Regions from separate parts of the Homo sapiens genome. Here region 2 is linked to region 1. A link is a contact called in ENCODE Hi-C or POLR2A ChIA-PET data. All regions are on one chromosome and are shown on one strand. Each heading gives the region's core, a stretch centred on a gene start or an enhancer-like site at or near the end of the contact. The rest is flanking DNA. Distances are from core to core; before and after follow the strand shown. Region 1 has its middle 7.9 kb from the start of CALHM3. Region 2 overlaps NEURL1 (neuralized E3 ubiquitin protein ligase 1).

Region 1 (2,683 bases), core at 77-2,576:
GCTCACTGCAACCTCTGCTTCCTCGGTTCAAGCGATTCTCCTGCCTCAGTCTCCCGAGTAGCTAGGACTACAGGCATGCGCACCCGGCTAATTTTTGTATTTTTAGTAGAGACAGGGTTTCACCATGTTGGTCAGGCTGGTCTCGAACTCCTGACCTCAGGTGATCCACCCGCCTCGGCCTCCCAAAGTGCTGGGATACACAAGCGTGAGCCACCATGCCCGGGCTTGTGTCTTTAATTCTCTGGGGTTTCTAGCAGCTTATACCAAGTTTCTCATAGCAAGTTCTAGCAAGCTCTGCTAGTTGAGTTCCTCTTGAAACCACTAGTTAGTGCCTCTTGCTGGCTACTACAGATGACTACTTTTATATTTTCCTGTTGAGGGGATATTTCTGTGTTTGAATGTCAAGGGGCTGACTCTCCCAGCTCCTACCTTCCCAGGCCCCACCAATTCTGGCCAACCAAGGCCAAACAGCCCTGCCTGGGTCCTCCTCCTTCAAGATTCAGTTCCTCTCAGCCTTCTGCTCTCCTGCAGCGGGGGCAGGTGCTCCTCCCTCACCTTCCATGCACCACCTGCCCCACCGCTAGCCTGAGCCCTGGGCTCAGCAAGGTCCCTTCCTAAGATGACCCCCTCCCCTAGACATTCCCAGGGGTATCTACTGCTGCCCTTAGCAAGAGGTTAGCACCCTGGTGAAGATTTCCTCAGAGCAAAGTAGGAGTGTGGGTTCTAGCTCAGGGATAAAAACCCTTGAAATGCCGGTGTTAGTTCTGCTGGAAAAACTGCCACTCCAGGCCGGGTTCAGTGGCTCATGCCTGTAATCCTACACTTTGGGAGGCCGAGGCGGGTAGATCACCTGAGGTCAGGAGTTTGAGATCAGCCTGGCCAATATGGTAAAATCCCGTCTCTACTAAAAATATAAAAATTAGCCGGGTGTGGTGGTGGGCACCTGTAATCCCAGCTACGCAGGAGACTGAAGCAGGAGAATAGGTTGAACCTGGGAGGCAGAAGTTGCAGTGAGCCAAGATCGCGCCACTGCACTCCAGCCTGGGCAACAAGGGCGAAACTCTGTGTCAAAAAACAAAAAAACAAAACTGCCACTCCATCTCTGGCAGCCCGAACAGGAAGGGTTTGGGGAAGATTTAGCCTTTGCTCTCCTCTGGGCCTCTGCCCCTCCCTGATGACTCATCCAGCCCCCACTCCCTACCCCCACCCCCAACACCCTGTGGTCGCCTCCATCAGCACAGATGGTGGCCACAGGAAGCAGACCTGGGTTCACCCCATGCTTTTCTACTTCCTCAGCACCCCAGGAAGTACAGGGGCCCCTGGATGCCCCCCACCCTGGAGCCTGCCCCCTTCATCAGGCAACTTTTGTGCTCCTGGGCTCTTGACAAGAGACCTTGTGAGACCCGAAAATCCCTGCAGCTCAGCCTCCCCCGACCTACTGGCTGCGGTCAGGCCATGCAAATGTCGGAAATAGTGCTGGGTTGGGACCTGGTTTAGGCAAAGCTTTAGCAGTGATAGGGTGTGGAGGAAGGAGGGAGACCTTGGCGGCGGCCCAGTCTGCATGAGTGAGGTCCCAGCCTGGGGAAAGGAGGCTCAGGGAGGCTGCTTTGGGCTCCAGGGAAGCAGCATCTGGAGTAAAAAGTCGCCGACTGCAATCAATACTCTTATCTTCCTATACTGAGCACTTATAGAGCACCTACTGCATAGAAAGCACTGTGCCAGGGAATAGGGAAGAGAGAATACACTGATGACCTGCCCCTGCCCTCAAGGAGCTGTGCTTCCTTGTGCTGAGGAAGTAGAAAAGCATGGGGCGAACCCGGGTATGCTGTCTGTGGCCAACATCTGTGCTGATGGAGGCCATAGCAGGACGTCTGCGGGGCAGGGATGGGGTAGAGAGGGGAGTCATCAGCAAGGGGCAGAGGCCTAGAGGAGAGCAAAGTCTACATCTTGGCACTTTATTAGGGGGACAGAGGTGAGTACAGAAATTATGAGAATCCAAAGCATAAGGTGTAAGTGATCTAATAAAGGCAAACCAGGTGCCATGGGGAGTTAGCAGGGAGAAGGAGGCTCTCAGTGGGGCGGGGGTTGAGGGTGAGGGAAGGCTTCACAATGAAGGTGCCATTTGAATGGGTCTTAAGGATGGGAAAGATTTGGACATGTGGAAAGAAAGATGGAGGGAGGGTGCAGAGCATCTCAAGGGAAGAAATAAGAACAAAGGCATAGGCTGGGCGCAGTGGCTCACGCCTGTAATCCCAGCACTTTGTGAGGCTGAAGCGGGCGGATCACGAGGTCAAGAGATCAAGACCATCCTGGCCAACATGGTGAAACCCCGTCTCTACTAAAAATACAAAGCTTAGCTGGGTGTGGTGGAGCACGTCTGTAATCCCAGCCACTCGGGAGGCTGAGGCAGGAGAATCGCTTGAACCCTGAAGGCGGAGGTTGCAGTGAGGCAAGATCACGCCACTGCAACAGCCTGGTGACAGAGCAAGACTCCGTCTCAAAAAAAAAAAAAGAAAAAGGAACAAAGGCATAAAGTTGGGCAAGGGGCAAAGCATGTTCTATTTATTTATTCAGCAGATACTCACTGAATGCCTAGAGTGGCCAGAGAGCAAGACAGATAGTTCTGTCTTAATGGAGCTTCGAGTCTGGAAGTGGATAGAGAGATAAAACAAGTGAACAAAGA
Region 2 (2,683 bases), core at 96-2,595, 71 kb before region 1:
CCCAGATTCCCCATCCAAGAGGTCACCGTGTCCTTCTCAAATCCATCCCCTCCTTCCCTCCCCTGGCTCTGCCCATGGTTCAGGCCCCCAGCATCATCCTGCTCTGGACAATCATTCCAGCCTCCGTCCCCCTCTGCAGGGCTGCCAGGCGGGCATCTCTGCCCGACTCAGCCCTCTACCTCCTGTGGCTCCCGAGCATCAGGATAAACTCGACCCCCACTTTGGGGATTATTCAAGGTCCTCTGTGAACTGACCCCAGCCCATGTGTCTGGCCTCACCTTCCATGACCCCCCCTACCCCACCCCATGTACCTATGCTCCATGCACACGAGCCAGTTGTGTTCTAGAACATGGCACATCACTTGTCTGTTGCTTTTTGAACACTGTCCCTCTCCTTGGAGTGCCCCTCCCTGGCACTGGTCCCACAAACACTCCCACCTCACCTTCAGCCCCCAGCTCAGAAGAGCCTTTCCTCTGAGATCATCCCAATGCCCTGGGATGGAATAGACCAGACTATCCCTCTCCAAGGCTGTCCAGCCAGTCCTCTGTGCAGCCCCAGCCCTGCAGCCATGGCAGGAGGCCCTTCCCATACTGGGAGCACCCTGAAGGTAGAAAGGTATCTTTTTATCTCTAGATCCTTAGCATCTGACAAGGTGGTCACTCCATAATGCTCAAAGTAGATTTCATGAAGAAAGGAAGAAAAGAGGAAGAGGAGGAGGAGGGAGGGAAGATGAAAGCCTGGAGCCGATGGTGCGGGCTCTTTACTCTTCCCCCTTCTGCTCCTCTCCAGTGCCCCAGGTCCCTGTGGACCCAGTGAGACCCAAAGGTGACAGATTGCCTGGCCGTGACCTCGCAGCACCAGTGGGGGCCCTCCTTGTTCCTGCAGTACTATTGGCAGCACTAGCCTGTGCTCACTCGAGCAGAAAGAGCCAAGAAGCCACGCAGCCAGGTGTGTCCTGGAACATGGGGGAGCCAGAGTGCAGAGCCTTATCTGACCATCTTCCCTGGAGGCAGCAGAAGAGCATCTGCCTGCCCCCAGCCACCCCACTGCAGGACTACAGGGAGGAGGGGCGGAAAACCTTGTGCCTGGCTCCCTCCCAGCTTCTCCCGGATTAAAGCGGCAGGGGACAGAGCGCCTCCAGCTCATTTGCATAAACCATTTATAGCAGCGCCTTCAAACCCACGCCTTCCAAGAAGAAAAAAGCCCACTGCAATTGCCTGTGGCTTCCCAGTCTGTCGTTTTCCCTTCTCTTTCGTTTTTTTGTTTTAATGACAGGAAGCTGTGCTCAAGAGAAATCTCTGCCCTGGCTGTTCTTGGCAGCAGAGGGAGCTGTGCTTTCCCTCCAAATTGAATAAGAATGATAAGCAGCCAGCCCCCGGGTGTCAGTGACTTACAGTTTGCAAAGCCTACGAGCACTCACGAACTGTTTCAGTCTTCCCAGGAAGCACAGGAGGTAACTATTGCCAGACCCCATTTTACAGATGAGAAAACCAAAGCTGAAAGAGGGTAAGTGACTTGTCTAAGCCACAAAAAACTAGTAAGTGACTGTAATGGACATGGTGGCTGATGCCCAACATCTACACCACCCCAAGACAACAGCAGTTCTCAGCCCTGGTTGCACATCAGCATCACCTAGGAGGTAATAAAATTACTGGTAGAGCCAAGTGTGGTGGCTCACACCTGTAATCCTAGCACTTTGGGAGGCTGACGCAGGAGGATCACTAGAGCCCAGGAGTTTGAGACCAGCCTGGGTAACATAGCAAGACCCTGTCCCTACAAAAAAATAAATAAAAATTAGCTGGGCATGGTGGTGTGTGTCTGTAGTCTCAGTTACTTGGAAGGCTGAGATGAGAGGGTCGCTTTAGCTCAGGAGGTCAAAGCTGAAGTGAGCAGAGATCACGCCACTGTACTCCAGCCTGGGCAAGAGAGAGACTCTGTCTCAAAAAAACCAAAAACAAAAACAATTACTGATGCCCAGTATCCACGCTAGACCAATTCATAGAGAAATCTGAAGTGTGGGGCCCAGCTCCCCAAGCAATTCTCACATACAGCCAGCGTGCCATACCCTGGCAATAAGCCAATCACAATGGTTTCATTCCCCTTCTCAGTGACATGGTCAAGAATGGCCAGGTGACCCACTTCTGGCCAATGAGGCATAGATTTCCCAGCAGTGGGAAATGTGCTGGAACCCCTCTGAGAAAGGGATCCTTGCTCCACAGAACATAGGGGTCGTTCTCCTTTCTCCAGATATCACTGTGTCCTGCTGCAATTCCTGGGACCACCATGGCCATGTCACTACTGGTCTAGAAGGAAACCAACCCAAGGATGGCAGAGTAGAGAGATGGGAAGTACTTCATCCTACAGCCTTGACTCAGCCAACCCTGAAAGCCACCCACCTTGGGACATCCGGTTTTCTGCATAGTACAGCTCCTTACTGCTTAAGTCAGTGCAGGCCAGCATTTGTTATTGCAATAGATAGGCCTGAGACAACAGCAGTCACCTTCTCATGTCCCTCACCCCAGTCATCCCCATGTCATCCAGGAAAATGGGCCTCTGGATCTTCCACTGCAGGGTGGACGCTTGACTGATGGCCCCAGCTGTGGAGCTCTGAAGTCCATCCCCATGTTTGCTCCAAGGCAATGCTTCCCACAGCTCACCCCAGCTAGTGATGCGTGTGGCAGGG

The links. Hi-C counts contacts between places; a loop is a spot of excess contacts on that map. ChIA-PET counts read pairs that join two places held with the same protein, here RNA polymerase II (POLR2A). Pooled maps may share reads with other maps.
Region 2: a loop to region 1 is called in a pooled map, with 2.7 times the contacts of the local background. The contact joins two enhancer-like sites. A Hi-C loop is called at or near these places in 1 of 168 maps with a recorded cell type or tissue (endothelial cell of umbilical vein) and 6 of 50 pooled maps. POLR2A ChIA-PET finds 5 or more read pairs at or near these places in 5 of 52 experiments (A673, HEK293T, Panc1 and 2 more).

Annotation. Positions count from the first base shown.
Region 1 is chr10:103,470,039-103,472,721 of GRCh38, reverse strand. No RefSeq gene overlaps it. Among named protein-coding and RNA genes, the nearest start is that of CALHM3, 7.9 kb to the left of the region's middle. RefSeq lists an enhancer at 1,576-1,775. Within about 2 kb of position 1,326, at least 16 of the 41 ENCODE cell types and tissues checked have a DNase peak (open chromatin) inside an H3K27ac peak, as active enhancers do.
Region 2 is chr10:103,541,538-103,544,220 of GRCh38, reverse strand. All of the region lies in intron 1 of NEURL1 (neuralized E3 ubiquitin protein ligase 1), which reads right to left. Among named protein-coding and RNA genes, the nearest start is that of NEURL1-AS1, 25 kb to the right of the region's middle. Within about 2 kb of position 1,345, at least 6 of the 41 ENCODE cell types and tissues checked have a DNase peak (open chromatin) inside an H3K27ac peak, as active enhancers do.